Regions from separate parts of the Homo sapiens genome. Here region 1 is linked to region 2. A link is an interaction called in ENCODE POLR2A ChIA-PET data of the cell type or tissue named here. Cell type or tissue: MCF 10A. All regions are shown on one strand.

Region 1 (5,000 bases), 300 kb before region 2:
GTGTTTTTAGGGAGATCACCTAGCAGTAGGAAGGAAGGGACTCATATAAGAAACGTAGAAGAAAATGTGTTGCATATATCGAATGTCAGCACTTTATGTAAGGGTATTTCATTAGCCTTATTTTTCTCCATTTCCTCTTTTGATTTTTTTTGTTGCTCTTCTGCTACTCTACCTGTTTGTCTATTGAATACATTTATTTTTTTGAACAGTGAGTTTACATAAAGTAAATATGTACATATAAAGTTGAATTTGAATGAAACCAAAACCTCAATATTACAAATATAGAAAATGACTCAACTTTCCTAGTAACCAAAGAAATGACAATTAATGTGGTCTTGGGTAGGTATGCATTGTACCTACTAAGTTTTAAAAAAAAATTAATAATAGCATCCTATGTTGTTAGAAGAGCAATTGTTAATTGGTGGTGGTGTGGTAAACTGGCACACATCTTTTAAAATATAATAAGACTCACACAAAACGTCACATGCTTTGACTCATAATAACATTTCTAACAATTCATCCCTGGGAAATTATATAGTATAATGCTGAATAAAAAGTTACTAAGATGTTTGTTTTGGCATTATATATGCGAAAACAGAAAACTGGAACTAGTACTGGAACATTTACTAACCTAAATGTTCAATAAGTAGAACTCATTTAATAAATGACACTCTTCAAAATTTACAAAATAATATTCAACCATTAAAAAATGAGCATGTAAAATTGGCTGGGCGCAGTGGCTCACGCCTGTAATCCCAGCACTTTGGGAGGCGAGTCGGGTGGATCACTTGAGGCCAGGAGTTCGAGACCAGCCTGGACAACATGGCAAAACCCCGTCTCTACTAAAAATACAAAAATTAGCCAGGCATGGTGGCGCAGGCCTATAATCCCAGCTACTTGGGTGGCTGAGGCATGAGAATTGCTTGAACCCAGGAGGAGGTTGCAATGAACCAAGATGGCACCACTGGGCGACAGAGTGAGACTCTGTCTCAAAAAAAAAAAGTATGTAAAATTATACACTAAAAACATAGAATACGTTCAAGGCCACCCCTAAGTGGAAAAAAAGCCACAGAATACACAGAAATCTAAACAGTAATTTGGGTGATGAGACTGGCAATTCTTTTTGGTCTTTCTGCTTTTATAGGTCTTCGTTATTTCTACAGTAAGCACATGACTATTAGGATAAAAAAAATCTTGGCCTGGTGTGGTGCTGTAATCCTAGCACCTTGGGAAGATTGTTTGAGACCGGGAGTTCAAGAGCCCCTGGGCAACATATCGAGACCCTGTGTCTACAAAAAAATGAAAATTAGCCAGGTGTATTGGTACATGCCTGTAGTCCTAGCTACTTGGGAGGCTGAGGTGAAAGGAACACTTGAGCTCAGAAGGTTGATGCTGCAGTGAGCCGTGATCGCACCACTGCACTCCAGCCTGGATGAAAGTGAGACCCTGTCTCAAAAAAAAAAATTGTGGTGATTCACACCTGTAATCACAGCACTTTGGGAAGCCGAAGCGGGAGGGTCCTTTGAGGCCAAGAGTTCAAGGCCAGCCTGGGCAGTATAATGAGACCCTGTCTCTACAAAAAATTTTTAAAAGTAAAGAAATTTTAAGATAACTAAATACTACATAGACATATATTTTAAATATTTATTACATAAAGGTAAACCAAATAGAAGAGGAAATAATGTTATGCCCTACTTCATATGACCAAAAACTGGAAGATAGTGTCTGAAAATGAAAATGATTGTATTGGGAAGGTAGAATTGTGGCCTTTTTTTTTTTTTTTTTTTTTTTTTTCAGTTTTCTTCTCATTACATTTTCAATTTAGTCTTTGTATATAGATTTTGGTTTATTGGAGAATATATAATGTGCTCTATTAATGTTTAAGTCATAAAAATATAAATTTCAAGTAATTTAAGCTCCAATAGTTATCTAACCTGCCTTCTAATAAATGGGAAATAAATATTTACTTTTTGTTTTGATAAACATATATTTGTTGGCAACTAGCACATGATTTTAAAAGTATAGTGGAACTATACATTTATGTCTTAAAATTAAAACTATAAAGTTATGTGACTGGGAAAGGAAAAATAATTCATTCAGGATTATCTGACATCTTAGTATTATAGTAGTGTTAATACTAGCATATAGTGAAATGTGTATCCAAATGTAGTAATCAGTTTTGTTTTCTTTGTTACCCAGCAAAACTGTTCATTGTAGAATCAAACTCTTCATCATCAACTAGAAGTGCAGTTGACATGGGTAAGCAAAAACTGAATTTTTTATCTTAATAGTGGACTTTAAATTAGTATAGGTGTATTAGTTATAACTTGTGCTTAGGTCCAGGTAAAAAGAAAATGAGTTGATTCCAATTTTACCTTTTAAAGTTCTAGCTTAGTTTCTTAAGGCTTCTGTAAAATCATACTGACTTATGTAGGGTCATATTTTGATATGCAAGAGGAATGTAAAAGGTGTAATGTACTTAAATGTTCACTATCCGTTTGGAGATAGAAGTTCTTATTCTTAGCCCTTTTAGTACTAGAGGTGAAATATCAAAACCAAACAACGGCAAAAAAAAAAAAATCCAAAAAAAATCCAAGTATATCTGTTTTTAGCACTTAGGTTATTGTGATATTAAAGTTATTCAATACTTAAATAAAAAATTATTCCAGTATTTACATATATTGAAAACTTAAATAATTGGCTCTTTAATGTAACTTTAGAATGAATAATCATTTAAAATAAGCTCTTAAATTATTTTTATAGAATTAAGAAATTATCTACCTCTATAAATATGGATTAAGACCAAACATTCAGTTTTTCAGTGTCTCAAGCTTATTCTTTGCTGTGACTACTAGTTACAGAATATTAGGTCATAATTCTTGTGATCATCCATATGCGATAGTAGTGAGCAAGTAGAACTGGAGAAGAAAATTTTATGAAGATAAGGGAGCTACTAAAAACTTCTGGGACCTAGGAAACAAGAAGAAATTTTGTTCCCTAGAAAGAGGAGCATGTAGTAGTAGCTGCAAGCTGCCTAGGAATAAGGCAGGTCAGAGAAACCCACTTGTCTGCCACACAGAGCAAGTAGGTAAATGGGCACTTACACATTTTTGAAAGATAGAAATGTTCTAAATGAAAAGTAAACTATGAAATAATCTGTTATTTTGAAAACAAGTGAAGAATATGGACAGAATTCAGTGGGATACTTTGAAAACATTAGAAATATTTGTTTTTATGATGTAAGCATTTATTTTCTTTGTGTCTTCCTTCCTATCAGCCTGTTCAGTCCTTGGAGTTGCACAGCTGGATTCTGTGATCATTGCTTCACCTCCTATTGAAGATGGAGTTAATCTTTCCTTGGAGCATTTACAGCCTTACTGGGAGGAATTAGAAAACTTAGTTCAGAGCAAAAAGATTGTTGCCATAGGTACCTCTGATCTAGACAAAACACAGTTGGAACAGCTGTATCAGTGGGCACAGGTGAGGGATGGCAGGATCATGAGCACTCCAGGAAGAACTTGCCCTTTTCAGTCTTTGCTGCACACTGTTGAGCATCATGCACATAGTGGCCACCCCTGCGGGGTGACTTTTCCACATGTGGGAGTTTTGTTTTGTTTCTGCAGGAGTTTTGAGGCAGGTTTTATCTAAATCATTTGAGGTTTTTGTTTGTTTTTATTTAAATATATCTCTGATTGAACTGAATGTTAATCCTGGTTAAAATGAGTGACAAAAATACTAGAAGATGTGTGTTAAAACATTTATACCAAATGAATTAAGGCCATTTCCTTCAGTTCTACTTATGTGCTGAAAACAATAATACCTAAAGAAAAACCTTACGGCCGGGTGTGGTGGCTCACATCTGTAATCCCAGCACTTTGGGAGGCCGAGGCGAGCAGATCATGAGGTCAGGAGTTCGAGACCAGCCTGACCAACATGGTGAAACCCTGTCTCTACTAAAAATAAAAAAATTAGCCAGGCATGGTGGCGTGCACCTGTAATCCCAGCTACTCAGGAGGGTGAGGCAGGAGAATCACTTGAACCTCAGAGGCGGAGGTTGCAGTGAGCTGAGATTGCGCCACTGTACTCCAGCCTGGGTGACAGAGCAAGACTCTGTCTCAAAAAAAAAAAAAAAAAGAAAGAAAAACCTTCTTTTTCTTTAGGTACTATTAGACCATGGCTCTAATTTCCTAAGTAAGGGAATATTTTATATATAACAGATATTTTGCTGTTATTCAAAGATGTGTAAGACTGTCAGTTCATACAACTTGATATGGAGTGAGTGTCATAAATTAATTATTCCCACTCTCTGGTCTAATAACCTACAAAATTATTAGGAAAGTCACTTACTAGCGTTTTACCTTTACTCTCAGTATTTCTTTATTCCTTTTACTTCTTCTTCAGCCTTCTCCTTTTCAGAGCTTTCAGAGTTTCTTATGGACAGGAAGACCTAGAGAAAGTATTTCCCCTTCTCCTTGATGATAGCCAGAATGAGGACAAGAAAGTATTGGAGAGACTTAGATGATTCAGAATGTAAATTAACCAGTGTAGCTACTGGAAGCTGTCAATTCTTCTCTTTCAAAATGTGTCTGATTCATAGCCATATTTTATACTTTAACATTAAAGGTATTTACTTGTATTTGATCCTTTACCTTTAAGAACTATTTGCTCTGTAGCTGAAACCATCACACTTAACAAACTAACAAAAATCATGTTTGTGTTCTAGGCAGATGTATTAGATTGTTAAATGGTTCTAGCAGGAGACTTTTTAATAGTGTAGTACCAGGCTGGGCATGGTGGCTCATGCCTGTAAGCCCAGCACTTTGGGAGGCCGAGGTGGGTAGATCACCTGAGGTCAGGAGTTCAAGACCAGCCTGACCAACATGGTGAAACCGCGTCTCTACTAAAAATACAAAAAATTAGCTGGGCATGGTGGCAGGCACCTGTAATCCCAGCTACTTGGGAGGCTGAGGCAGGAGAATTGCTTGCACCTGGTATGTGGA
Region 2 (5,000 bases):
TGCATTCCAGGGAAAAAATCCAAATTCTTCCCACGTGGCAGCAGAAAAGCGAAAGGATACACTGTCACCAGTAATTCAGGTTGTATGTGGGAAGCCTACAGAATTCCGCCAAATGTTGCAGACATGCATGACCAGTGCTATGAAGCAGGAATCTCATTTCTGGTCCCCAAGAAGCACAGATATCAATCACAATGTTCTCAGAAATACAGATGGATACATTTTGCCACAATTTGTTATATGGTCACCTCTCACTAACCTGTGGGGTTTACAGTCCATCAAAGTACTTATCTAAAGTGGCAAAATCACAGTTGGGGAGATCAAGATCTCATAAAATACAGGCAGCTGGGAAAAATAATTGCATTAATTTATGTGACGAAGGCAGTAGTGAAAGTTCTAGAAGGTTTCCACTCCCAAAATAACCACTGTGTCATCATGAGGTGGCCATATGGGGTGATCCTTTTGAATTGCTTTCTTCAGTTGTCTGGGAGACATTGTCCACATCATCTGCTAAGGCAGAGGCTCCCAGCAGCAAACCTGGCTCTCTGCAGTGTATTCGAGCCAGCCCTCACTGGCTGGAAATGGAAAACCTTTTGCAATTGCTTGTTCACTCTGGGTCTCCCTCTCTCCCTCCTTTCCTCTCATTTTCCTCCCTCTCTCTTTCCCTCCTTCCCTTTTAAAATACAAGTCTAGGCAGTTGTGTAACCTTCAAACTTTTCATAAAATATGCAAGAGCTTAAAGGCATAGTTTTTGAAGTCTGGTCTTTCATCCCAAATTATTTGAGAGCGTCAATCTTAATATCTTCATTTCTCTCTCTCTAGGTACTTTCCTGTAATACCCTACCTCCTATAGTACCCTGTAGGATTCACTCTCTGGAGTCTACAGGGAGAAAGAGCAATAATTTAGGATTTTCCTGTTCTTCTCTTAGGAATTAGGACAGAAGTAACAAGATAGCTGATTTTATATTTTTTGTAACCAGTTTAAAAGCATTATCTCAAAACCTGGAATAAAAGATTGATGCATATAAAGTGCTAAAAAGAATAATAACCCTTGCTGTTATGAGCAGGGCTGAGAAAGGAGCCGGGGAGAGGGAGAGGTGGCTGAGTGTTAGGACATCAGGGAGGAAGGAAAATGCAAAGATAACTGTGGAAATAGCTTCTTGGATATAAGCAAATAAATTTTCAACAAAGAACTGTGCAAGACCTGCTGTATATTTTCAGATCTCCACATTTTCAGAGGTCAGACCAAGAAGTGGGCCCAGGGTGCAGCACAAGGGATTTAGGCTAAGCCTGCAGACTGCCTGTCAGGGTGACTCAATGGGGGTCAGGTCACAATATGGGTTAGGATTTAGTTCAGCTGCCAGTGACGGGAACACCCACAAATCACAGGCTTCCATAAGGTAGATCACCTAGAAGACCTGGAGGCTGGCGGTCCAGGGCTGGTGTGTTGGCCCCACAGTCATCAGGGACCCAGCCTCAATCAGACCTTCCACCCAGCCAATTCCTTGGTGTGGCTCCCCACTCACCGTCCAGAATGGTGTTGAGTCTCCAGCCATCACATCTCAGCTCCTTGGTCAGAACTGAGTCCTGTGGCCACATCTCCCTGGAAGAGACAGAGATTGAGGAATGTGGTCTTTTGGCTGAATGGCAGCATGCCCAGCGAAAACAGGGCTTCAGATGACTTGAGGGCGAAAGGGAGAATCTCCATAACTAAGCAAAGTCAGCATCTTTTCTCATCCTAGGGTATTTGTTTACTGAATACCCAGTGCCTGATGTTTTCAGGCATTGCTCAAGGGCAGTGGGGAAAAAGTAGATGGATTTCTGTTTTCATGAAACTTACAGTCTAGTGGGAGGCAAGTCAGACAATAAACGAACAATAAAGCGTGGCCGAGTTGACAAACTGCATTCCACACTCAAGCTGTCTTCAGATGAAGCCGTACAATATTAATGATGGGAGCGGACGGTGTCAAACATCACCGTCTAAAGCCTGCAGGCACCCTGGACAGCCAGCGTCCGCATCTCTTTGATGCAAATTCCATCCTTCAGACACTCCCAAGTGAGTGTCTGCCCAGTGAGAAGGAGGGAGAAGTAAACAAATAGTAAGCCAGAGCCCCATCTAAAAATCAGCCCCTGAGTTACTCTTCAGCTAGCGCTCCTTATGGGCCAATGTGCAAAGAAGCACTAGAGGATGAGAATCTAGCCCTAAAATTCCAGGGCTTTGTTGTTGTTGTTGTTGTTGTTGTTGTTTGGTGGAAAAGGATTTGGAGCTATTTCTTTGCTGACGTGCAAAGTAGTGTAATAGGCCGGGCATGGTGGCTCACGCCTGTAATCCCAGCACTTTGAGAGGCCAAGGTGGGTGGATCGCTTGAGCCCAGGAGTTTGAGACCAGCCTGGGCAACATGGCAAAACCCTATCTCTAAAAAAAAAATTACAAAAATTAGCCAGGCATGGTGGCACGTGCCTGTTGTAGTCCTAGCTACCAGGGAGGCTGAGATGGGAGGATCGCTTGAGCCCAGGAGGTTGCTTGAGCCCAGGAGGCCAAGGCTACAGTGAGCTGAGATTGCACCACTGTGCTCTAGCACAGTGAGACCCTGTCTCAAAAAAAATAAAATAAATAAACATTTTTAAAAAGTAGTGTGATAAGTAATAATTTTGTGGCTCCCATGGGGGTTTGAAGGACAAGCTGGGAAACTTGGGAGAACCACAGGGACACAGCCTTTTTCTGTTCATGGGACTTTCAGCAAGCGGTTCCTGGTCAGCATGCCTGGTCTTGCTGGGAACTGGGCAGGTTTCCAGGTTCAGTTCACATGTTGTAAGCAGGCATGGTTCTAAATTAAACCTGGAGCCACCGCTGTCCACCCAGCACTCACTGCCATGGCCACTGTGCAACGCCGCAGACCACTGATTCTCAAACATCTGAGGTGAAGGACCAGGGTTGTCTTTTTAAATTTGTTTCACTTTCCTATCTGTCATAAAAATGAAATATTAGAAATGTGAAATAAAGACAGACTTCTGTTATTAGATTCAAGAGACATAAAATTGCTCTGTCCATTTGCCCTAAAAGTTTCTAAAGACTGACTCAATTCCTGAACATGAGTTTACCAACAGCAAAGAAGTTAGGGCCATCGCTACCAGCCCAAGGACTGTGCTTTGGGCCTCACTGCCCAGAGGCCCAGGATCTAAGGCCAGAAGGGAACAGCTGCCCTCCCCACGCTATGTCAGGACAGTCCTGAAGGAGAATGAGGAAGCTCTCCGCTGGGAAGAGAGCAGGCTGGGCTGCTGTGTCTTGCTGTCTGTACATCTCTCTGGCCCTTCCTGCCCAGCTGCTTGAGTAGACTGGTAAAAGGAACCTCTTGGTGGACTCTCCTACCATAGTCCCCATGTGCAGGTGAAAATTTTATTACATGGTTGCGGCCGGAGAAACGAAAGGTCACAGCTCTTTGTAATCATTATCCAGGCTCCCCTACCTGAATGCAGGCTGTAGCATAACTGGTTGGATTAGTGAAGCAGGCGGTCACCTCCAGCTGGCATGGCCTGGTGTGGCCTGGGCAGGGTGAGCTCATGGTTGACTCTGTGTTGCAGTTCTCCAAGGAGAGGCACATCATGGACAGGACCCCCGAGAAACTGAAGAAGGAGCTGGAGGAGGAGCTGCTCCTGAGCAGCGAGGACCTGCGCAGCCATGCCTGGTACCACGGCCGCATCCCCCGACAGGTACCTGGTCTTGTCCCTTCCAGAGCATACACGGCTGCTCTCAGGCAATGTACAGATTGATGACCCGCAGGGTCCCACTCCGAGGCCACATGGGCGGAAGCACCTGTGTAACCAAAAACAAATACTCTAAAAATGACTTCATTTAGACCCTTCTCTAAGAAGACCTTGGGAAGAGCTGAGGTCAAGAACCCAAAGCACACATCCACATGTTCAGGAAGTGAAGGGACAGCCAGCGCTCCTGGGGTCTGCAAGCACAGCGTTGTGGGAGGCAGCAGCCACAGAGTCAGTAACCGGAAGAACTAGGAGGGCGGGCTGTGGCCCAGGTAATTGAACTCTTGGCCAGCTGCCAGCAGCCTCAGACCATTTGCAGCCCCTCCTTCTCAAGGCAGTGGCTTAGCTTCGGGAGGAGAGAGGGCAGGTGGCCCAGATCAACAAGGCTGCCTCTGCCCCATTGAGCTGGCAGTTATTCACACTCTCCATCACTTCCCTACTGGATCCTGTGACCCAGAGGTGGGAAAAAAGGGGAATTAAACCCATGACCACAGACTCATGGCCCAGAATATACTTTGTGATCGTCATTTGGGTGATTGCCATAAATAATGTTTTTTCATTTAATACTGTAAAAATTGAAAAATAGAGTAAGTCTGCAGAATTGAGGCATAGAATTTCCCTTGGGTTTTTATTGTAAACCTGATCTGGCCAATCATTAACCAAGGACAACATGACAGGAAGTGTGTGGACAGGGGCTGGGGGGAAGGGCATCATGTCGTAAGTTTTTTTTCTTTTTTTTGAGACAGAGTCTTACTCTATCACCCAGGCTGGAGTGCAATAGCACAATCTCAGCTCACTGCAACCTCTACCTCCTGGGTTCAAGCGATTCTCCTGCCTCAGCCTCTCTGGTAGCTGGGATTACAGGTGTCCACCACCATGCCCTGCTAACTTTTATATTTTTAGTAGAGACGGGGTTTCACCATGTTGGCCAGGCTGGTCTCGAACTCCTGCCCTCAAGTGATCCACCCACCTCAGCCTCCCAAAGTGCTGGGATTACAGGCATGAGTCACTGTGCCCAGGCTTTTTTTTTTTTTTTTTTTTTTTTAATGTAGTAGATTTCTTGGCACAATCAAATAAATAATTATTATTCTGACTTTGTTTTTTTAAGTTTAAAATTGATTGTAGAAAACATAGATAGCAAAAAGAAGGAAATTAAACTCTTATCCATAATTCTCCTCATAATTCTCCTGGGGATAACCACGATGAATACTTTTGTGTACATACATCCTCCCGGGCTTTTT

The links. ChIA-PET counts read pairs that join two places held together with the same protein. Peaks named below come from ENCODE experiments on the same cell type or tissue, not always from the same donor. Only the 100,000 strongest peaks of a DNase experiment are listed, where the experiment ranks them.
Region 1: POLR2A ChIA-PET joins it to region 2 with 6 read pairs; 2 of 35 experiments call an interaction of 5 or more read pairs at or near these places.

The regions. Positions count from the first base shown.
Region 1 is chr1:93,895,098-93,900,097 of GRCh38, reverse strand. GCLM (glutamate-cysteine ligase modifier subunit) reads left to right here. Exons shown (of 7, transcript NM_002061.4): 4 at 2,200-2,259; 5 at 3,278-3,480. Among named protein-coding and RNA genes, the nearest start is that of GCLM, 12 kb to the left of the region's middle. In MCF 10A, no CTCF peak of the experiment used is centred here; no DNase peak of the experiment used is centred here.
Region 2 is chr1:93,590,973-93,595,972 of GRCh38, reverse strand. BCAR3 (BCAR3 adaptor protein, NSP family member) reads left to right here. Exons shown (of 12, transcript NM_003567.4): 4 at 3,580-3,708. It overlaps BCAR3-AS1 (BCAR3 antisense RNA 1), which reads right to left and starts at 4,005. Exons shown (of 4, transcript NR_034091.1): 1 at 3,465-4,005; 2 at 1,524-1,600. RefSeq lists enhancers at 3,643-3,802, 3,309-3,809. In MCF 10A, no CTCF peak of the experiment used is centred here; a DNase peak (open chromatin) is centred at 2,772.